Regions from separate parts of the Homo sapiens genome. Here all the other regions are linked to region 3. Evidence: chromatin loops called from intact Hi-C (ENCODE). Cell type or tissue: endothelial cell of umbilical vein. All regions are shown on one strand.

Region 1 (8,000 bases), 100 kb after region 3:
ACTGTGCCTTAACATGATTAATGTGGGCATGGTAGCTGAGGCACAGCTACTTAAAAAATAGTAAGATAACTAAAGAACAGTTGAGGATAGGTAAAAGATACATTGGATAATAATAACTCATATTTATTGTATGCTTAGTAAATGTCAGCAAGTGTTGTAAATGCTTTATGCATATAAATTCACTTTTCATTACAACCATATCAAATAGGTTGTATTATCAAACCCATGTTACAGATTAGAAAACTGAGGCACAAGAGATTGTTTGTTCAATGCTACCCTCAGCTAATAAGTGGAGTAAAATAAGTTTAGATAAATGAATTATAATTGAGTCAGACCACTGATGAACTCTCTAGTAAATCCAATATAATAATCAATATGTTTTAGTAAGTTTTTTTCTGAAAACAAAATATAATATCTGAGTTCGATTTGAACCTATTGAGAAAATTTGCTTTTTTGGCATAAAAACATAAGACAATATATATTTATCAACTACATCAATGTATTATCAATATAGAAGCTTATCTACAATGCAATATTCAATAATTGATTTTCTTGCAATCCAGTGGCTCATCATACACAGTCTCCTAATTTTTTAAAGCAGTTTAAAAGGGAACTATAAAACTTGCCGGGCGTGGTGGCTCACGTCTGTAATCCCAGCACTTCGGGATGCCGAGGCGGGCGGATCATGAGGTCAAGAAATCGAGACCATCCTGGCCAACATGGTGAAACCTCGTCTCTACTAAAAACACATAAATTAGCCGGGCGTGGTGGCGGGCGCCTGTAGTCCCAGCTACTCTGGAGGCAGAGGCAGGAGAATGGCGTGAACCCGGGAGGTGGAGCTTGCAGTGAGCTGATATCGCGCCACTATACTCCAGCCTGGGCGAGAGAGCGAGACTCCGTCAAAAAAAAAAAAAAAAAAAAAAAAGGAACTGTAAAATTATTTTGTAATTTCTGTGGTGAACACCGGAATAAATATTGAATTGCCCGTTCAATTCAGATTTCTAAAAATATTTTTAAAAACTGGATTAAACAAAGTTTCTTCATGGTATTGTAAACCTACAAAAAAATATAATGAGTAACTTGGAAGGAATCAAATGCATGCATGTTTGATTACTGGCTTTTTCACATACTAGGCAATTTTTACTGCTTTAAGCATTTTTTTTTTTCTTTTTTTAGAGACAGGGTCTCACTATGTTGCTGGAGCTGGTCCCATACTTAAGTGATCCTCATGCCTCAGCCTCCCAAGGTGCTGGGATTACAGGCACGAGCCACAGTGCCTGGCCGCTTTAATTATTCTTGATTATACTACAATGTTTATCGTAAAAATTAGCAAAATATGGATTTTAAATACGAAAATTTAAAATGACCTATTCATTCCTGCACCTGGAGACAATTAGTATTTAATTATTTTCTAATAAAAAATACCAATATTTAATGAACACTTACTATGTGCTATGCTCTAAGTGCTTTACATGTTCAAACCTATTTAATCCAAACCAATGAGGATGTACTAAAATTATGCCCATTTTATGGATGGGTGAATGAATAAGTACAGACAGATCATTATGCACATCTAAGCTTCAATTTTCTCATCTACATAACACACCCAAATCACAAGTTTGTGATAAATATTAAATTACACAATATATGTGAAGTTCCTAAGCCAATGACTGATAGATAGTTAGCATTTATAATGACTAGTTCCCTGTCTGCTTTAGAAAAACCAAAAGAAAGAAGACAACAATAATGTGGTTATATGAAGACCAGCAGAACGCCAAGTTCATATTTGTAAATAATTAGTACCTTGTCTAGATATTTAAATATACAAAGCTAAAATGTCTCTGCTAGTTTTGGAAATGGAAAATTGAAAAGGATAACTGGTTCAGTTATTTTTCTAGTTTTCTTTAGACTTGTTCATTATTCAATAAATAGGTGATAAGTCAATGTTTTGATGTTCAAATAAATTTGGAAATTATTTGGCTACCACAGTGTTGGCAAACTATAGCCCTTTGATCACATGCAGGCCACCACCAGTTTTTGTATGGTTCATGGGCTAGGAATGTGTTTTACATTTTTAAATGTTTTTAAAAATTAAAAGGAAAATAACCAGCTTAGACATGAAAAACATATGACTCAAATTTCAGTGTCCATAAAGTTTTATTGAAAACCAGCCATGCTCATTTGTTTACATATTGTACATGGCTGTTTTCATGCTGCAATGATGGAGTTGAGCATCTGACAGAGAGTGATCTTATGGTTCACAAACCTTAAAATATTTACTGTTAGTCCTTTACTGAAAGTTTGCCAACCCCTGGATGAACACAGTGAAATTTCTTCACTTTAGGAATTCTGAGGGCATTTAATATGATGTTGTTACATCATAAAGCCCCAAGAAAAGGAAAATGATTTCAGTATGTACAATTTTCTAAATGTATTTGACCTTGGCACAACATTTCACAATATTTAAGGTTTACATGAAACATCTATAATGCACAAATTCAACTTTTTTTACCATATAAAATGAAAAATGTCATTTTTTCCTCAGAAGTCACCTGTATTTGCTAACAAGAAATTAAATAATATTTCCCTCATGTAAATAATGTATAACTGCATATATTCTATTAAAATGCTGATGGGATCTCTTACATAAAACATTAAAAAATTTTTTTCAGGAATACGTATTGAACATCAATCTAGGACACCTTTGAGTGTCTTCTTTAAGTTTTAGAGAATTGTTCAATTTATTTCTAGTAAGTTTCAAAGCATGATATGTTCCCCAACTTGTTCAGCCTTTAAAAGCTACATTGAGGCCGGGCGCGGTGGCTCATGCCTATAATCCCAGCACTTTGGGAGGCTGAGGTGGGCAGATCACGAGGTCAAGAGATCCAGACCATCCTGGCCAACATGGTGAAACCCTGTCTCTACTAAAAATACAAAAATTAGTCAGGCGTAGTGGCACGGGCCTATAGTCCCAGCTACTTGGGAGGCTGAGACAGGACAATTGCTTGAACCCGGGAGGTAGACGTTGCAGTGAGCCAAGATGGCGCCACTGCACTCCAGCCTGGCAACAAAAAACAAATAAATAAATAAAAAATAAAAGAAAAAAAAAGCTACATTGACCAATAAATTCTAAGTTTGTTTGGCTATTTTCTACACTTAAAAAATAATCACCTCAGAAAAAATGAAGGCATTTTAGGTAAAGCAAATATGCCACACATGAAATAGGAAGCTCTGGCCCAAAACTAACTGATTAATTTTACACAGTATGTGGCAAATGTCTTCTGAAGTAACATTAGTTTTTGGATCATAGAGCTGCAATCTTAGGGAGAGATAAACACAGAACTCATAAATAATACAGCTCTTTTCTTAGGTTGCTAAGGAAATTTGAATCACTGTTTTGATAGATAAAGCATGAAATATAGTGCTATGAAAATAGTTTCCTCCAAACACAAACCATTAACATTTTTTAAAAATAGTTTGAAAATTGGAGTCTTTCAGAAAATTAATGACTCTATGAAAACCTAGGACAGTCATCACTTAATAAAAACAAAAGAAAAAATTATCTTGAAAATTAAAATTTGATATATATGTTTGTGTATATACGAGTGTGTGTGTGTGTGTTTATTTGTATTTATTAGTTCTGTGCTCTACTAATGCTACTTTAATTTTCGAAGAAGTAATATTATAAACCAGTCATGCGGGATAAGAAAAACCCTAGACATTCCATAGTGGCCGGGTAGCTATAGAACATAATTCCCATGAACAGGGTAAAGGGAAGAGAATGTGTAAAGAATGTGTATTGGAAACTACTTGGGGTTAAGTAAACTAAGCTCATAGTTCAGATTCCGGAAATTGATTATAGTCCAAATGTAAATATTTAACATGTGTTATTTACCAGATGAAATGGTGAGAAAATATCTAATCTTGTTGGAAATTCGGGTGTACCTGCACCTGGGAGGTTGCTAAAGTGCCCTTACTGATTGGTATTTTGTAAAGAAATATTTCGCAACAAAAAAAAAGTGCTTATTAAAAGGAAAGTCACCTAGCCTTAATGTTTAGTTTACTGATAACTATCGTTATTTCAGCTATTAGTAAGAGATTTTCTTTTGACAGCCGAATCCACATTGGCTTTGCCTTCTTAGTGGAAGATATTTCCTAATGATAATGATTTTGAGCTTATATTTACCTGCAACCACCTGCTCTTCCCCTCTAAATGTATTCCGAGATAAGCTGGTAAACTTGAAGGACATAAGTCATATGCAGGAATTTCAGTTATCCAGTTGGATAGCTGAAAACATGAGGTGAGCCCCGTTATCCCTGACTTCCATTTTCTGAATATACCCTGTAATGAACTGCAATAAAATAACTTCCAGTTGGAAGCTTCATCTGAATAATCAACTATTTACATTAATCACAAATAAATTTCTTGAAGAGAAAAAGAAAATTATTAACTTGTAGAAACGAGAGTATATCAGGGCCTGCCACTCTATTTTGTTAAGGAAAAGGAGAGATATTATTCTTGGGAACATTATTGATAAGAGAAAAATACTAATCATCTATATCAAAAGTATTGTGCCTTTATTTTTCTTCCCTAGGTTTTAAACTCTTTAATATGCTTTGAATTTTACTGTCGCCACCTCTTCTAGGACTTTGCTTTATAATTCACCCCTTCGTAAACTCTTTTTATCTTCTGCCTTTTTCTCTGGTTCTTTCTACTATCTTGTCACATTAAAAGAACCTTCGCTTGACCACATATTCCCCTCCACTATCTTTCCTTCACACACCAAATAGCAATCCATCGTTATTCTCTCTAGTACATCACTTTCCAGAAACTCCTCAGCCCACCACAAAATGTCTACTGCCGGCCAGGCACGGTGGCTCACGCCTGTAATCCCAGCACTTTGCGAGCCCGAGGCGGGCGGATCACGAGGTCAGGAGATCGAGACCATCCTGGCTAACACGGTGAAACCCCGTCTCCACTAAAAATACAAAAATTTAGCCGGTCTTGTTATTGGGCGCCTGTAGTCCCAGCTACTCGGGAGGCTGAGGCAGGAGAATGGGGTGAACCTGGGAGGCGGAGCTTGCAGTGAGCTGAGATCACACCACTGCACTCCAGCCTGGGCGACAGAGCAAAACTCCGTCTCAAAAAAAAAAAAAAAAAAATGTCTACTGCCTCCACTCATCCTCAGTAGCCACTTTTCTTCTTAGGGTTATCAGAAATCTCTTAACTGCCACACCCAATAGCCACTTGCAGAACTGATCTGACATATCCTCTTTGTAACATAATGCATTGTGACCTCCTCCTCCCATTCTTGCAGCTTTCCTCTCCTTGACTGTTACGATGCCATTCTCACATGGATCTTCCTTTGCTTTTCCAGCTGCTTCTTCCCAGATCCCACATGCACCTTGCTTCTTCCACATAGTCAATAGATGTGGATGTCATGCAAGTTAAGATTAGCATGGCCACAAACACTTGACAGTTCTTCCCGTTAAGAGAAGCTCTCTATTTCTTCACCCCTTGAATAGACCTTGGAACTTGCTATGACCAATGGAATGTGGCAAAAACCATGTTTGCATGTTCTGGAGTTCAGGCTTCAAGAAGCCTTGTATCTTCTGCTTAATTCTTTTTGGAATGCAGTCCTGAGACTGCTGTTTGATGAAAAAGCCTGAGTTCAAAGATTACATGGAGAGAAAAGAGGCAAACCATCGAAATCAAGTTGCTCTACCTGAACTGAGCCCTCAGCCAATCAGCTGCTCATGAGAGAGCCCAGGTGAAGCCAGCAGAAGAACCAGTCTTGCTGACCCACAGAATTATGGAAAATAATAAATTGTTCTTCCAGCCACTAATTTGGGGAGTGTTTTATTGTGCAGTAAGTGGTAAGTGATACAATTGGCATCCCCTAGGTTTTCGACTGTGACTCATTTCTTGTCTCACTATACACATTCTTGTGGGTGACTGCAATAATAGTTGCAGTCTGTAAACCAATTGTATGATGATGGTTCTCAAATCTAACTATTACGACCTTGAGCTCTAGACCTATATTCCCAACTTCTTTTTTTTTGCATCTTGATATTTTCATTTTCATAACTTACAGACACCTCAAATTTGACCCATGAAAACTAATTCATCATACTCTTCTCTAAAATATCAAACTATTCCATTGCCTGAGTTCCCATCCTACTGAATGCAATTATAGTGAATGCAAAAATAGTGTTCCCCACCTGTCTACCCAGCTTGAAAACTGAGTTTTCCTAAACACTTTCCTTTGCCTCTCTCCTCTTACTTTAACAACCAATCACTGTTTGTTTTATCCTTTCTCTTAAATATCCCAAATATCTGCCCTCATATTCATCACCCCTACCACAATTCAGATAACTCTGTTTTACTATATATTACTGCAGTAAGATATCGTAGGTTGTTATAAAATCTTTCCCCTTCACATTTGTGCCCCGTAATCTTACCAGACTGTCATTTTTAAACTGCAAATCTATTTTTTAAATTTTTTTATTGAAATCTTTAAACTATTTCTAAGTCCTGCATTTTAAACCTGTCTCTGTCTCTCTTTATCCCACTATCTCTTGTCTGCTCCTAGGGTTGCTTCCATAATCTGACTCCTCTAACTCATAGCCAAGCATTAATTAATATACACATTGAGTTAGCCATTCCTTACTTCTTGCTGATCTCTGACAGATCTACTATGAGAACAACCTGCTGTTACACATATTACATTATTGATTGCTAGACTGGAATGGACTGCATCTGCCACGCTTTTATTTTGACTTCGAGCTTTTCCATAACCTGTTGCCTTGTCCTGAAACACTCTTTGATCCCTTCTCCATCTAACTCTTACTCTGCTTTAGGTGTTAAGTGTTGCTTTCAGGAAAGTTCTCTGACCTTCTCTGAATAACCCCACTCCCACAAACCGAAATGGAAATGTGTGCTCATTTATTTATTTATTTATTTATGAGAGGAAGTCTCACTCCGTGACCAGGCTGGAGTACAGTGGTGCGATCTCGGCTCACTGCAACCTCTACCTCCCAGGTTCAAGTGAGTCTCCTGCCTCACCCTCCCTGGTAGCTAGGATTACAGGTGCGTGCCACTATGCCTGATTAATTTTTGTATTTTTAGTAGAGACAGGGTTTCACCATGTTGATACTTCTACAAAATCTAATGTACACTTAGTAGCAGCACTTTGTACTTTGGATAATGCATCCTTTTTTGCTAGTTTGCCAGTCAAGTCCTGGGCTAAGTCTCACTTTTGAAGTCTAAATGCCTAATACAGTAGGTATTAAACTTGGGAGTGGGGTAGAGATGAGAAGGGGGAGTTTTAGGGAGATATATAAAGGGAATTTCTCAGTCAATAATCTAGATCAAGTGTCTGAAAACTAAGGACCTCGTGGTTATAACTGCCCCACCACCTGTTTTTGTAAATAAAAGTTTTATTGAAACACAGCCACATCAATTTCATTATGTATTATCTATAGCTGTTTTCATACTACAAGGACAGAGTAGTTGAGATAGAGACATTATGACTGGGAAAATATAAAATATTTATTATGTTTTTTACACAAAAAGTTTGACAACTCTTGTCCTAGATAATTTGGCTGCCCCAGAAATCTGCACTGTATTTATTTAAATAATAAAATGTTTATTGAACTTCAATATCTACACAAGTTTTCTCTGTACCATTCTCTAGGAGATCAAAAGGTAAAAATAATGTGATCTTTACACACACACACACACACACACACACACACACCCTTACAGTCTAGTGGAAATAATGGCTATGTTTGAAAGCAATTTCAACCAAAGGTAATGATTAAAGGATCATTAAAAGGGTGACTGCCTTATGTGGCCTGACTGTGATTAATATAAGATTAGTCAGCCTGACAGCCCTGACTGGGAAACCAGTTTGTGTTTTGCCTTGAAAGCCCCACTCCAGGTGCACTGTACTATTCTGTATTAATCAGCCCCATATGGTTGTCAGGAGGGATGAGAG
Region 2 (8,000 bases), 93 kb before region 3:
CAAATTAAATTTAAAGGTATGCATGGAATTTGCCAAATATCACAAAAGTAAATAATGACATGGTGGGATTCTGATCCAGATCTACTAACACCAATTTCCACCTTCTTCAATAGAGTTCAATATAGTTAGAGTTGGTGCAGAATAAACACAAATAAAGGAATGATTAAAGAAAAACTTTTTGAAAGTCAGTGTTGTGCTTGGTTTTCAAAATGATGAATCTGAATTGCTTGATAAAAGTAGAGAAAAACATTTACAGTTGATTAAATGATCACATGCTATTAAGCCTAGGAAAACTAGCTTTATTAAGGTGGAAAGAGTTTATTTGATAGGGTGTCTACAGTGTTTATAATACAGTTTACCAGGTACTTCATTCTCTTCTCTTTTCCTTTCATCTAGTAAAGACACCATTCTTCTTTCCACCCTGACTCCAAATGACCCAAGCTTGGCCAATTCTAATATCTTTCTCCCGTGGCTATAGTGATGATAGGCGCATGATACAAGGAAGACAAACCAGATCTTTACCCTGATATTTATAAAACTGGACATGTGACAGAGAAGGTCCTTTTTTCTAAAGTCATGAAACTGTTAGAATAAGAGCCCAGAGCTGCTAAGCACCATGTCTTTCACTATGTGAGGCAAAGTGGGAGAAAGGAAAAAAACAATGAGAGTAGAGTTTCAATAGCATTTTGAAAGCCACAATTCAACCTTGTATAATGCCAGCTTACTGATGTCTTTCCAGTGATTTGTTTGTATGAGACAATAAATTTAGCTTAAGTGAGTTGGGTTGACCTTCTATCACTGAACTTTAGAATCTTGGCTAAATCACAAGAAGTATTTGAAGGGTTATAGGGTACAAGGGAGAAAGTTAGTTGAGTAAATTTTGATGAAAAACTAAAGAGTGATTATTAGTTATAATAACTAATGGGGGGCAGTTCAGATTGTAGACTTGTTTAAAGTGATAAAACGGTTTTTAACAAAGTCACTTTTTCTATATCATTAAGAAGATGATATTGGGTGACAAAAAGGCTAGCAATAAAAAACAAGCCAAAATACAACTGTAAGAGTTCACTCATGATAAAGGATGAGTCTACCCTATAAAAATGGATGAATGTAAATTCTTTCTTATAGTTGTGCTTTTTGTTCATTTTAATTACTTGGATTTCTGCAAGCTGATAGTATTTAAAGGCCAAAATTTTTGATATTTATTTCACAGAATAGGTGAGAAAATAAAAACAATTTTTGAAAAGTTATAGCCAAAAAAAAACCAAACAAACTGTGTAGAGTTCATAAAGTGTTCTAAAACCTCTTTAATGCTAATTATGTTCCAGGCATTATATATAGCACTGCATCATCTATTTAACGCAACTCTAAAAGGTTCTTTTTATTGGGTCCATTTTTCAGATGAGGAAACCAAAATTCAGAGAGTTTAATGACTTGCCTGTGATTACACAGTCAGTAGGTAGAAACGGATTCCAACCAAAGCCTACGTAACTCCCAAATTCATCCTTTTCATAATGCTCCACTGCCAAATGGAAATGCATATCAAGTTTCATAGGTATAATTACCATGCTCTCACAAAAGAATATGTAAATTTACAATAGTAGAGTAGAATTTTCATAGATAAGAACTTTTATGTTCTGTTTCAATTTAGATACTGAATCTAAGGTTCTTTGAGAGCAGGACATGGCTTATACCTTTTGTCGTTATGTTGACTGCCCAAACAAAATTCACTCAATGCATTTTCTTTTTATTCTTAGAATCATATTAACATGATTCTTTATATATGAATTTCAATTTGCAACACTCTTAAACCTAATTTATTCTAACTGAATAAAAGTAATTTCTGATTAATAAATTTCATAGTTGATATATGTCATTGAGTTTTCCTTTCCAACTATATAGTTAAGTGTGACTTTCTGTTTTCTCAGTTTCAGCCAAGGCCCCAAGAGGCTAGACAAAACAATAGGTGTCAAGTTCCTACCATGATAAAGAAGGTTGAGAGGCCACCTAAAGAAGACTTAGAGGTCCTCTAGACCTGCACCGTGTAATACTGTAGTCACTGGTCACACGCATCCATTTAAGTTCAAATGTAAAAGCATTAAAATGAAGTAAAATTAAAAATTAAGTCCTCCAATTGTACTAGTCACATCTGAAGTGCACAATAGTCATGTTTGACTAATGTTTCTCATATTGAACAGTGTAATATAGAATATTTCCTTCATTGTAGAAAGTTCTGTTGGACAGCATTGATCTAAACAATGTGAAAAACACTTATAATGGAGTAGTTAAAAAACTGCCCCTTCAGCATTAACCTATAACTTATCCTTATTCCTATAAGAAATGCCCAAGAAAATGTGATTAGACATTGATATCTAACCCATTCCTCCAAAAAATATTTAAAGCCCTAATTTGTATCATTTTCTAATTTCCATGATATAAGTATTTCCAACGTATGGTTTCAAGCTACCGTGATAAAGCCACTGAATACAGCGTTGGGAATTGACTCTACCAGCTCTTCCGAGCCCTTCATATAAGCTTCATCTCCATAATAAACATTGCCTTTTACCAATTAAACCACAAAGCATGCTGGAAGAAAAAAAACCGGCATCCAACATGAAGGCCTGATACTAAGTTACAACTGAACCCGTCACATCTGGCCTTTTTGCCCCTGTACCACTTCTCTGCTCTCCTGTACTTGACACTGCAGAGATCAGAAATATGAGGTAAGAAATGTAAATACAGAGCAAAATATGAGGTAAGAACTGCCAGAGAATTAGATAAAAAGCATATCAAGTGAAAAAATATTGTCAACCCTGCATTTTCTCCCCCAGTATAGCATGTGACAGATGTAAACTGAAGTAGGAGAGAAGTTTTCCATTAGATAATGGTGTGTATTTTTATAGAGAATGACCTGGTTTTTTTGCTATTTGAAAATTTTCTAAAAGCTGTGGAATCTATCCAACTTCATTAGGAAAAAGAAAAAACATCTTCAGATAAAATTCAAAAAGTAGAGGTGAAAAAAAATACAGCTGCATTCTGCCTGTACCTAACCTAGTCTAACTAGTTCAATAAATTGGTTCTATAAGTAATATAGAAAGTCAAACAAGAATGAATGCCTAGAAGAAATTTAATCCTAAATATAATTTTAATAAAGTGAAGTTATTATCATGACTAATCCCAACCTTATCTGGGCTACCCTCTGCTGTTGCAATCACTTTGTCAGAATTAGTCACTTCCTCTCACCCCCAAGAAAAGTTATTTTTCCAATTAAGCTCTTAGTACAGTCTTCCTTGGGTTTCCTCTAGACTGCCTAATCTCCTCTACTGTTAATTGTTGGGGGTTGGAATCATGGGGTGTTTATTTTTGTATCCTTGCCATGCTTAAAATGAGATACAGTTTTTCACCTGTATATAGTTGTGTACTGCAGTGTCTGTGGGAAACATTTGATCCCTTTAGTAGTTTAAGAAGATTCTTTATACTAGGTATGAAATTGGTTTGCACAAGTTATTCATTTATTTGTTTTTTTGAGACAGTGTCTCACTCTGTTTCCCAGGCTGAGGGGCAATGGTGTGAACTTGGCTTACTGCAGCCTCGACCTCCCAGGCTCAAGCAATCCTCCCACCTCAGTCTTCTGAGTAGCTGGGACTACAGGCACATGATACCATGCCTGGCTAATTTTTATTTATTTATTTTTTTTTTTGGTAGAGATAGAGTTTTGCTATAATGCTAGGCCTGGTCTTGAAATCCTGGGCTGAAGCAATCCTCCCACCTTGGCCTCACAAAGTGCTGGGATTACAGATGTGAGCCATCACACCTGGCCTACACAAGTCATTTTATATTGGCATGTAAATGTCAGTTTAATTCCAATTTGGGTGAATAAAATAATAAATTCTACTCAATAAAAATAAAAATAAATTACATTTTATTATCCAGTGGGGAGGATTCATAGCCCACACAAATCTAGTAAGCCAACAGAAGTTGGAAAGAGCATAAATGTTAGGCACAATGAATCTTCCAACAGCACAAAATTATTTGTCAATTCTTGAGGAATGTTTTTCCTCAGAATTTTATACAATAAAAAGGATAACTTCTTAACTGCATGTGTGAAATTGTTTAGTAAAATACGTAGAGATTGTCAAATATCATAATTTATGTAAATTAACATAATATATGAAATTACTATTTTGTGGTAACAAAGAAGAACACCACTAATTTTCAATTCCACTAGAACAAAGTCTGTTAGCTCTTATTCACATTCATTCTACGGTTTCAAATCTATGAATCATTTTACTTGCCTAAAGGGGCTTATGTTTGATCGTATCTATTTTGAACTAATTTATGCTCTTGATTCACCTCCTTCTGAGACTTGCTACATGCACAGCTCTCCACATCTCAATTGGTAGTAACAGTATCAATTTACATAGTTGTTCTGGGCCAAAACCTTAACATCATCCACAACCCCACTCATTTTCTCATATTTCACATCCAGGAAGTCCTGCTGACTCAACCACCAAAAATATATATGGATTCTAACTTTTCTCCTTGGTCCAAATTAACATCTGAAATAGCTATAAAACTGGTATCCTTGTTTTTACCTTGCCCCTTTATTATTCTTGTCTTTTATAGTGAATACTACTTTCTTACATGAAATATTAAAGTATATTTATTTTTCAATGACTATCTCCTCTACTATAACATAAGCCCTGCTAGGGCAGAGATTTCTCATATATGTGTGTGTACATATATATTTGCATATAACATACAAAAATGAATTTGTTGAGCAAAAAAATGAACATTTGTTAGGACAAGCATTTATTCACTGCTTAAATATTTGTTGAAGATATCCATGTATATATCTATCTATAGATATATATAAAATATATTTTAAAATATATGTATGTATAGACATAAATATTTGTGCATATATGTCTGTATAATTATATATACACATACACTCAGCTACACATATAATGTATATGTGTATATTATTTGCATAGAAAGTTACTTTTGGTAGAATATTATAAATATATTTATTTTAGATTTTTTAATTTTTTTATTATGCTTTAGGTTCTGGGATACATGTGCAGAATGTGCAGGTTTGTTACATAGGTATACACCTGCCATGGCGGTTTGCTGCACCCATCAACCTGTTATCTACATTAGGTATCTCTCCCAGTGCTATCCTTCCCTTATCTCCCCACCCTCAGACAGGCCCTGATGTGTGATATTCCTCTCCCTGTGTCCATGTGTTCTCATTGTTCAACTCCCACTTATGGGTGAGAACATGCAGTGTTTGGTTTTCTGTTCTTCTGTTAGTGTGCTGAGAATGATGGTTTCTAGCTTAATCCATGTCCCTGCGAAGGACATGAACTCATCCTTTTTTATGGCTGCATAGTATTCCTTGGTGTATATGTGCCACATTTTCTTTATCCAGTCTATCATCGATGGGCATTTGGGTTGGTTCCAAATCTTTGCTATTGTGAACAGTGCCACAATAAACATACATGTGCATGTATCTTTATAGTAGAATGATTTACAATCCTTTGGGTATATACCCAGTAATGGATTGCTGGGTCAAATGGTATTTCCGGTTCTAGATCCTTGAGGAATTGCCACACTGTCTTCCACAATGGTTGAAAATATATTTATTTTAGATTTTATTAAATATAATATTTGATCCTTCAAAATTTCATCCTATAAAAAAATTATGACAACATGAATCTAGAAGTTTTACATCAATACTTTGAATGAAGACTGTAGAAAAGCAATACCTCAAAGGGACTATGGGAGTAATAGAGCTTGGCTTTTGTCATTTATGGATATATCCACTGAAAGCAGCATGTTGCTTATGTTATTTAACAGGAAAATGACTAAACTAATTCCTTCATTCAAAAACATATATTTAATATGTACTTTGTGTATGAAATTGTGCAGTTTTCATGCACCTTTGAGCCTTTGGGTGCACATGAAAATGAATGAGACACAGATTTTGTTGTTAATCTTGATGTAATGAATAGTAGAATTTTATTTAATATAAAAATAGTCATAATGTGATTATTACCATACCAGGAGCACACACATAGTATTACATACACTCGAAGAAAGAAGAGATAAATATGGAATGAAATTTGTGTTTTTATTTCTTTTTTAATGACATTGAAATGAAGGGAAGACATTTTTAAAATTGAAAAATTTCCCTTCCCTCTTTGAGATGAAATATCTATAAAACTTTACTAAAAGTTCACATAACAATTAAAGACATTTTGGATTTATTATTTTTTTAATTTCAGAACTTATTAGACTTTGAAATGGGTGATGGTTAATTTATAACATGAAAAATTACAAGAGCTATGCTTTTATAGAACATGTAATGTGGCAAATTTCAGCAAAAACATCCAAGCTGGGGGCTAATTAAGTAGATATCAAAAGAGCCACCCATATGAAAAGAATCTTAAATACCTCTGAAATTAAGGGAACTTATGTGTGTGATTAAATGGGGAAATAATTATCCCATTCCTAAATTATAGAATGAAGAATAAAAATTCATGTTACAGAAAGCAACAATCTCACGTAGCATTTACAACTAACTGTGAATGACACATTGAAAATGTATTTGCCTTTTTGAAAAGCAGTGTAATTTCTTAGGATCAAAATTTGTAGTTGATACATTTAGCAATTTCTGGATATAAAATTCATTCATTTGTTCCTTAGGATATCTATCTCTAATAGGAAAAGGAACAGACATTCTTAAGATACTATACTTTTCTTTCAACAATGAAAATATCTCACAAATGCCTTAATTAAAAATAATTTGGCCAGGCACAGTGGCTCACACCTGTAATCCTAGCATTTTGAGAGGCCAAGGTGGGCAGATCATTTGAGGTCAGGAATTTGAGAACAGCCTGACCAACATGGTGAAACCCTGTCTGTACTAAAAATACAAAAAAATTAGCTGGGCATGGTGACACACGCTCGTAATCCCAGCTACTGAGGAGGCTGAGACATGAGAATCGCTTGAACCTGGGAGGAGAAGGTTGCAGTCAGCAGAGATCACGCCACTTCACTCCAGCCTGGGCGACAGAGTGAGACTCCGTCTCAAAAAAAAAAAAAAAATTATCCTTAGTTTGTTTTGTTTTGTTTGTTTGTTTCTTTTCCTATTGTCATAGAATATAATCCACTCCCTGGTATTTATTCTTTTTTAAATTTTTGCCATTTTACCTCCAACCTCCTTCATAAACTTTCCTGACTTTACTAAACATATTACATCCCTCTTTTTAAAAATTCAGTTTAGGCTGGGAGCGGTGGCTCACGCCTGTAATCCTAGCACTTTGGGAGGCTGAGGTGGGCAGATCACGAGATCAGGAGATCGAGACCATCCTGGCTAACACGGTGAAACCCCATCTCTACTAAAAATAAAAATTCAGTTTGTATTCTGCTGCATATGTATACATTCACAGGCATTCAGATTTGGGAGAATGAAATCTCTTGCCATTGTACCTGTCATCTATAAAATCCAGTGGTGTGCTAGCAAATTGGCTCTCCCAATTAAAAAAAAAATCCTGATTTGGAGTATTTGCCGGCTTCTCTAGTGTGTATTCACCCACCCCTTGGTGATTTTAAGCAACCAAACCAACTGAAAAAATTCTTGATTATTTAATAATCAGCTTTCATAACCACTATAAACTGACTCAAACACATGTTGAGTCAGATATACTCATGATGAGTATCCAGATACATTTATCTAGAATATCTTTTGTGACTTACAATTATTTCATGAAGTGTCCATCTATTGATGGAGATCTCAAGCTGTAAAAAAGATTTCCCTGGCCGTGCATGGTGGATCATGCCTGTAATCCCAGCACTTTGGGAGACTGAGGTGGGCGGATCACCTGACTTCAGGAGTTCGAGAACAATGTGACCAACATGGAGAAACCCCATCTCTACTAAAAATACAAAATTAGCCGGGCATGGTGGCACATGCCTGTCATCCCAGCTACTCT
Region 3 (8,000 bases):
TAGTGCATTTTCATTTACTTAAAATGCTCTTCAACTACTGGATATCTTTTTAAAAAATATTCTTATCTCATTGTTGATACTCTCTATTTCCTGAAATAGTATTCTCATACTGTAGTTCTTTATACAATGTTTTCTTTAGTTCTTTGAGCATATTTAAAATAACTGATTACATCTTTGTCTAGTAAGTCCTACAGATGTGCTTTTTCATGGGCAATTTCTGTCTATTTCTTTGTTATTCCTGTATATGTATCTAACTTTCATGATCCTTTACATGTCATAAATTTTGTAGAAAATTGGACATTTTAAAAATATAATGTGACAACTCTAGAAATAAGATTCTATCCTTTTCTCATTGTTTATAGTTATTGCTATTTGTTATCGCTTTTGGTGTTGTTTCTTTTTATTTGCCTAATGGCTTTCCTGAATTAATTTTGTAAGTCAATATTTATCATCATGTATAGCCACCGAAGTCTCTGCTTGATTAGTTTGGTGACTAGCTATTTATAGTGCATAGATTTCCTTAAATGTCATGTTTAAGTCAATTTTCACATTGCTGATAAAGCCAAACCTGAGACTGGGCAATTTACAAAAGAAAGAGGTTTATTGGACTCAACAGTTCTACATGGCTGGAGAGGCTTCACAATCACGGTAGAAGGTGAAAGACATTTCTTAAATGGCGGCAGCAAGAGAGAAGAGAGCTTGTGCAGGGAAACTCCCCTTTTTAAAACTATCAGATCTTGTGAGCCTTGTTTGCTATCGCAAGAACAGCATGGGAAAGACCTGCCCCCCATGATTCAGTTATCTTTCATTGGGTCCCTCGCACAACACGTGGGAATTCCGGGAGCTACAAGATGAGATTTAAGTGGGGACACATAGCCAGACCATATCATTCCACTCCTGGCCCCTCCCAAATCTCATGTCTTCACATTTCAAAACCAATCATGCCTTCCTTGCAGTCCCCCAAAGACTTAACTGTTTTCAGCATTAACTCAAAAGTCCACTCTCCAACGTTACGTCTGAGACAAGGCAAGTCCCTCCCATCTATGAGCCTGTAAAATCAAAAGCAAGTTAGCTACTTCCTAGATACAATGGGGATATAGGCATTGGGTAAATACAGCCATTCCAAATGGGAGAAATTGGCCAAGACAATGGGACTCCAGGCCCCATGCAAGTCTGAAATGCAGCAGGGCAGTCAAATCTTAAATCTCTAAAATGATCTCCTTTGACTCCATGTCTTGCACCCAGGTCACACTGATGCAAGAGGTTCCCATGATCTTGGGCAGCTCTGTCCCTGTGGCTTTGCAGGGTACCGCCTCCCTCCTGGCTGCTTTCACAGACTTCTATTGAGTGTCTGCACCTTTTCCTGGCACATGGTGCAAGCTGTTGGTGGATCTACCATTCTGGGGTCTGGAAGACAGTGCCCCTCTAGTCCCAGCTCCACTAGGCTGTGCCCCATGGGGAACTCTGTGTGGGAGCTCCCACCCTACATTTGACTTGCACACTCTCCCAGCAGAGGTTCTCCATGAGCACCCTGCCCCTGCAGCAAACTTCCAATTGGACATCCAGGCATTTCCATACATCCTGTGAAACCTAGGCAGAAGTTCCCAAACCTCAGTTCTTGACTTCTGTGCACCTGCAGTCTTAACACCACATGGAAGCTGCCAAAGTGTGGGGCTTGCACCATCAGAAGCCATGGCCTGAGGTGTACCTTGGCCACTTTTAGTCATGGCCAGAGAGGCTGGGATGCAGAACATCAAGTCCCTAGACTGCATACAGCAAAGAGCCTCTGGTTCTGGTCCACAAAACCATTTTTTACTCCTAGGTTTGCAGGCCTGTGATGGGAGGGGCTACCGCAAAGGTCTCTGACATGACCTGAAGACATTTACCCCATTGTCTTGGGTATTAAGATTTGGCTCCTCATAACTTTGCAAATTTCTGCAGCCAGCTTGAATAAAAAATCCCTCAGAAGATGGGATTTTCTGTTCTATCACATTGTCAGGCCACACATTTTTCATACTTTTATGCTGTTTCCCTCTAAAACCGAATGCCTTTAACAGCACCCAAGTCACCTCTTGAATGCTTTGCTGCTTAGAAATTTCTTCCACCAGAAACCCTAAATCATCTCACTCAAGTTCAAAATCCCACAAATCTCTGGGACAGGGGAAAAATTCCACCAGTTTCTTTGCTAAAACATAGCAAGAGTCACCTTTGTTTCGGTTCCCAACAAATTCCTCATCTCCATCTGAGACGACTTCAGATGGAGTTGTCCACATCACTCTCAGCATTTTGGTCAAAGCCATTTGACAAGTCTCTAGGGAGTTCCAAACTTTCCCACATTTTCCTATCTTCTGAGCTGTCCAAACTGTTCCAATCTCTGCCTGCTACTGAGTTCCAAAGTTGCTTCCACATTTTGAGGTATCTACAGCAGTGCCCACTCTATTGGTACCAATTTTCTGTGTTAGTCTGTTTTCACACTGCTGATAAAGGCATACTCAAGACTGGGCAATTTACAAAAGAAACAGTTTTATTGGACTCACAGATGTACATGGGTGGGGAAGCCTCACAATCATAGAAGAAGGTGAAAGGCACTTCCTATATGGTGGCAGCAAGAGAGAAGAGAGATTGTGCAGGCAAACTTTCCTTTTTAAAACTATAAGATCTCATGAGACTTACTTGCTATTACAAGAATAGCACGGGAAAGAGCTGCCCCCATGATTCAATTATCTTTCACTGGTTCCCTCCCATAACACATAGGAATTATGGGAGCTACAAGATGAGATTTGGGTGGGGACACAGAGCCAAACCACATCATTCCATGAACAATTATGTCCCTCTGGATTTCTCAATGGGCTAAATGTGTGTTATGGTGTGTGTTCAGTGCTCAGGCACCCAATTTATAACTGTAACATAACCTTCAGTTCTTCTTTCCCAGTGCCTCATAGTCTGCCAGAGGTGAGAATCTAGGGCCTTCTCAGATATTTCCTGGGTGCATAAACAACCTCATACACGCATGTTCCTTCTAGATTCCCAGGAATATATTGGGACACTTCAACCTCTTGAAACCTCTTCTAGGTTTGCAGATTACCAACTTTTTGTTGTATCCTCACATGCAGAAGAAGATGAGAGAGCTTTCCAGGATCTCTTCCATAAGGGCACTACTCATTTATAAGGGATCCAGCCTCATGACCTAATTACATGTCAAAGGCCCTACCCACTAATACCATCACTATCACGTTGTAAGTTAGGACTTCAACATATAAATGGGAGAAGGGGCACATACCTTCAGTCTCTTGTAAATGACCATTTTAAGTAGATGGGTGTTTTGGAGGAGCTCCAATCTCATGATGTCCCCTTCAGTTGATATTAGCACGCTTGTTTTCACCATAGTGGTGGAGCTGTGCTTTCTAAGGCTAGTGCAGAGCTGAAGAGAGAGAGATGGGAATAGGGATAATTACAAACAAAATATAGTTTACTATTCTCTATATTTAGCCATTTGTCTTAAATAAATACTTTCAGGTTCTTGTAAACTGTTGGTTAACTTTTAGGTTTCTAAAAAACTTATTTTGACAGTTTTTGCCAGTGCTTTTATTAAATAAATAGGCTAACTTTGGATCCCACCCTAACACAAAGAAATTACAGTAAATATATTTTTTCCTTCTTCTGTTTTCAAAAACTACAACAAAAAATGTATAATGATCTACAAAAATTGCAACTTGGTTCATCTAAGGCAAACTAAACCATCATTAGTATGTTAGAGCAAAATTGAAAAATTGTCAGACCTATGAAAATGTCCAAAAAGAGAAGTATACCTCTTTAATCAGACTAAATTGGCCCTAGTGAAAGATAAAAATTGCATTAATTGAAAAAACAGTTGAAAAAGAAAGTAAAGTGTTCCAACAAAGAGAAGATGGTCAGTAGGGTCAGAGTACTGCTGGGAGGCACAATTCAAGTGTAGAATTTGTCCAAGGACAAGTGACATCCTCTACCTCTTCAACTTTCTCTGGACACACATGTGTTATCCTTGTTTACAGCTTTTTACATGATTTTTGTATAATAACTAAATCCAGCTAAAATAGCATGAAGACAAAAGAGTGGAATAGGCACTCTTTATACTCAAAATCTCTTTACTTGGGGTAAAACTACAATTGCTGGTAATGAAGAGCACAGGCTTTGAAGAGAATCAAATCTAAATTTAAATTTGACTCCTCTACTTAATAGTTCTGTGACATTAAGTTCCTTACTCTCTGGAAACCTTATTTTTCTCATAGGTAAAATCTAGAACTTTGTAATAAACTAAATAATGTATGTAAAACTTTTAGTTAGGTGTCTAGCATATAAGGAATGCTAAATAAATGATAGCTATGATTTATGTGAGTATTAGTATAGCCTATAATAAATGTCTGTTTTTATAAATGAGGAGTTCTCTTGAGTCAGCAGTTTTAAAAAAAAAAAACACATAAATTTAAATAAGGTCTGGTATTCAGACCTTATTATTTTACATGTAAATGTGAACCATATACAACTTGACCAATAGTTAATTTATGTATTGCAATAAACAAGTGAGTATAACCAAAGTGTGGTTCTATCACTCCTACTTTTTTGTGTTATTGGAAAAAAAATCCAGAGTTCTTTAAGATGAAAGGCTGAATAATTTTATTCATTGTGTTGCTATCTTATTGTTCTTGCTTTGTGTCTCTATAGGTCTGAATTGTTTTCTAATGTGTCATAACATTTTCTTCTGTTTATACCATGCTTGTTTTTGTCTGATATCAGATCAAGTACACTACTGCGGAAAAGTCTTGACATCCTTCAACATGACTTTATAATCACTCATCATTCAAACTCAGCTATACAATCTGTATCTGAAACATTGTTACTGTTATAAATATTTCTTTCCTAATTACCATTTCATAGATCAACAGAATATTACATTTTCTTTCTCACAAAAACAAAATAATAATTGTCACTACCAATTATTGAGGATCAACTATAAGGTAGGCACTGACCCAGTCCCAGGAATAATAATAACAATGAGTACTCTATATTGAGAAAGGTTTTATGCATATCTCATTAGTCTATACAACAAACGTATAAATGAAGTATTCTTATTTTAGCAGTGAGAACAATGAGATTTTTGAAAGCTACATGAGTAGAAAATTGAAGAGCTTTATTTTTAATCTAGTTCAAAATACATGCTCTTTATATTTTACCATACAGCCACTCCATATAAATGCATGCAAAAATATTTCCCTTTAAGTCATATTGTTACAAAGGTCTTCTCCAGTGATGTTGGAGTGACATTATAGGTTGCTTGTAAATGTAACAATTGTTTTCAAATTTATCATTGCTTCTAAGACTGTTCTGCTTTACTTAAAACTGTTCTTGTTGGTTGACTATTGATTCCTCCTCTCATGCATATCTTGCTCTTCCTTCTATATGTCTTTTACCCATGACATCTGGCGTTAAATATATTTAATGGTTTCATAGTCATTAACATATAAATTATGCTAGATCCCACTCTTACACTCCTTGTTCCGTAAGTTATCCAGCACTGTGTCAGTTAGTAAGCATGCATACCCACACAAAACACACACAAACACACACACACACACACACACACACACACACACACACACACACACACCCCAATACTACTGAATAAACCACCTCAAAATCCTATGGGTTAAAACAATAATTTTTCTCATAGTCTGGGGGTCAACTGAGGGTAAGCAGATTTGGCTGGACTCAGCTAAAAGTCTTGCTGATCTCAGCTGATGGCATTCAGGCATCTGAAAATAGACTGATAAAGATTGAGTTCTACCCCTACTTTTTTTTCCCATATGCAATATTTGGCTTGCTGGACGTTTTATTTCATTGTGATGTAATATGCACAAAAGAGGATCACCAACAGTGCAAGTACTTTTCAAACCTCTGCTTTTATAACTTCTGCTAAAATTATATTGGACAAAACAAGTCTCTGAATTCTCTGAATCCTGGATAAAAATGTAGACTGCTACAGTTAACATTACATCTCATACATCTGGATGGCTTATGACATACACAAATCTACTCTGGAGCCAGTTCATTCTTGTCATAGTTCAGGAAGAGCCATTGCACTAAATTTACTATCAACCTTACCTACCAACAGAAAAATAATGTTCACACAATTCAGTCTTCTTCCTTGTATGTAATGGTGAATTAAGATAGGAGTCATTAGCATACCATCCTCATTTGTTTACTACACAAATAAATGGGCCACCTCTCTTTAGTTTTCACCTTTTTGGGGAGCATGATATAAAGGGTAATTCATTCATGAGAAATATGTAAGTGAACTAAAAATAATTGAAATTGTCAGTCTGCAAATTACCCAGGTTGGTGCAGAAACACTTTTTCAACAGTGAGGAAGGTGTTTCTTAAATATATTATATTGCTTGTCCCCAAATAGCTGTCATTTCTGTATATTCTCTGTATAAGAAAATAGAAAAAGGTATTAAAGTAAGGAAAGTTGGTGAATTATGATTAATAGCAAATGTGTGGTGATAATTTCAAATTTGACTTGAGATAAAGCTTAAATAATTGTTTTAATAACACAGATAAGGTAGAAGTTTTCCTTTTAAGATGTATATATACCTATATCTACGTATAAATACATGTATCTCAAGCTAATATAAATAAAGCTAATTTATATTGATATGAAGCTATTTTATATGTATATATACTTAAGTATATATATATTTAAAATTATTTGCATCTGGAAGAACTTATTGTCTTTGTATAGCATATCAAATAATTCCAGAATTTCATGTGTATTTCCTATTTAGTAAAACTCATATTATTTTTCCATTCAATACTGGAAGGTAAACAGTTTATCTTGAAAATCAGCTGGAAACTTTTGACAGATACTTCATCATTGCCTGAGTGACAGCTTTCTCTGACACATCAATGAATCCTTGGTCTTCCCAAGGCTTGTGAATTCTCTGATGGTCTGAAGGGATTTGGCTATTTCTACTTCTTAAACTGAATTACTGGGCTTATAACAGAGAATTACTGTTATATATAATAGTTGTTTATTTTAAGAATGTTTCACACCATAATCTTTGGAATAAATTTTCAGGCCCAATTTCTATAATTTAAACTAAAATTTGCCGCCTCTTCAAATAATTCAACTGAAGGAAATTAGATGAGAATATGAAATACGTCTTCAGTACCCTTCTCTTCTCATTCATCTACTCGCACACACACACACACACACACACACACACACACACACAGCGACAATGACAACAATCAGAGAGTCAACACTGACTTCTTAGCCCCTAGATAGGCAGATGTCATTTTACTTTGATTCCAATTTCAAAAATATTTAGCATCTTAAAATAATGAACCCAGAAATTCAACAAATAGGGTCCCTTATCTTTCATTAAATTAACATCATTTTAAAAGCAAACATATTGGTTGAAGTGATTTGTTACATGATCTTCAATATAATTAAACTACATGATTAAAATAAAAATATATAATTTGTATTCAGCATTAGTTCATTATATAACACAATTTTACTCTGAAATGACATTAATTATTGGCCTAGAATTAGAGACCAGGCTTTTACAAAGTTGAAAATGATTGATAGTATACTCTTAGGATCATATAATACTAAAATCATTCAATTATTTATTTCTAGATATACAGTCACCCTCAAAGCTTGTATGTATAGATTTTATGAATCACTTAACCATTTTGCATCTCTTTCCATATGTTAAATATGTCAATAATACACATGTCAAAAGCATAACCATTAATAACCTTACAGAGGTATAATTTAAGTAACTTTAAATCATTACAGTCACCTTCCAGTTGCCAGGCTATCTTGAAAATATGTAATTGTTAAGTTGATGCTATAGTAACTGTCAATGTTTCTAATGGCAACCAAGAAAAGCAATCTTGAAGTTTAGCATTTTGAAAAGATTCAAAGGAAAAAAATTGGAAAAAATTATCTGACT

What was found. A loop is a pair of places that touch in the nucleus more often than their neighbours do. Peaks named below come from ENCODE experiments on the same cell type or tissue, not always from the same donor. Only the 100,000 strongest peaks of a DNase experiment are listed, where the experiment ranks them.
Region 1: a loop joins it to region 3, with 2.5 times the contacts of the local background. A loop is called at or near these places in 4 of 110 quality-filtered maps.
Region 2: a loop joins it to region 3, with 10 times the contacts of the local background. A loop is called at or near these places in 2 of 110 quality-filtered maps.

Annotation. Positions count from the first base shown.
Region 1 is chr12:85,818,056-85,826,055 of GRCh38, forward strand. All of the region lies in intron 1 of RASSF9 (Ras association domain family member 9), which reads right to left. Among named protein-coding and RNA genes, the nearest start is that of RASSF9, 14 kb to the right of the region's middle. In endothelial cell of umbilical vein, no CTCF peak of the experiment used is centred here; DNase peaks (open chromatin) are centred at 3,376, 3,876 and 5,926; H3K27ac peaks cover 2,059 bases.
Region 2 is chr12:85,623,379-85,631,378 of GRCh38, forward strand. No RefSeq gene overlaps it. Among named protein-coding and RNA genes, the nearest start is that of RASSF9, 210 kb to the right of the region's middle. RefSeq lists an enhancer at 2,380-3,579. In endothelial cell of umbilical vein, no CTCF peak of the experiment used is centred here; DNase peaks (open chromatin) are centred at 3,273 and 4,443; H3K27ac peaks cover 2,638 bases.
Region 3 is chr12:85,716,076-85,724,075 of GRCh38, forward strand. No RefSeq gene overlaps it. Among named protein-coding and RNA genes, the nearest start is that of RASSF9, 120 kb to the right of the region's middle. In endothelial cell of umbilical vein, no CTCF peak of the experiment used is centred here; a DNase peak (open chromatin) is centred at 4,746; H3K27ac peaks cover 1,449 bases.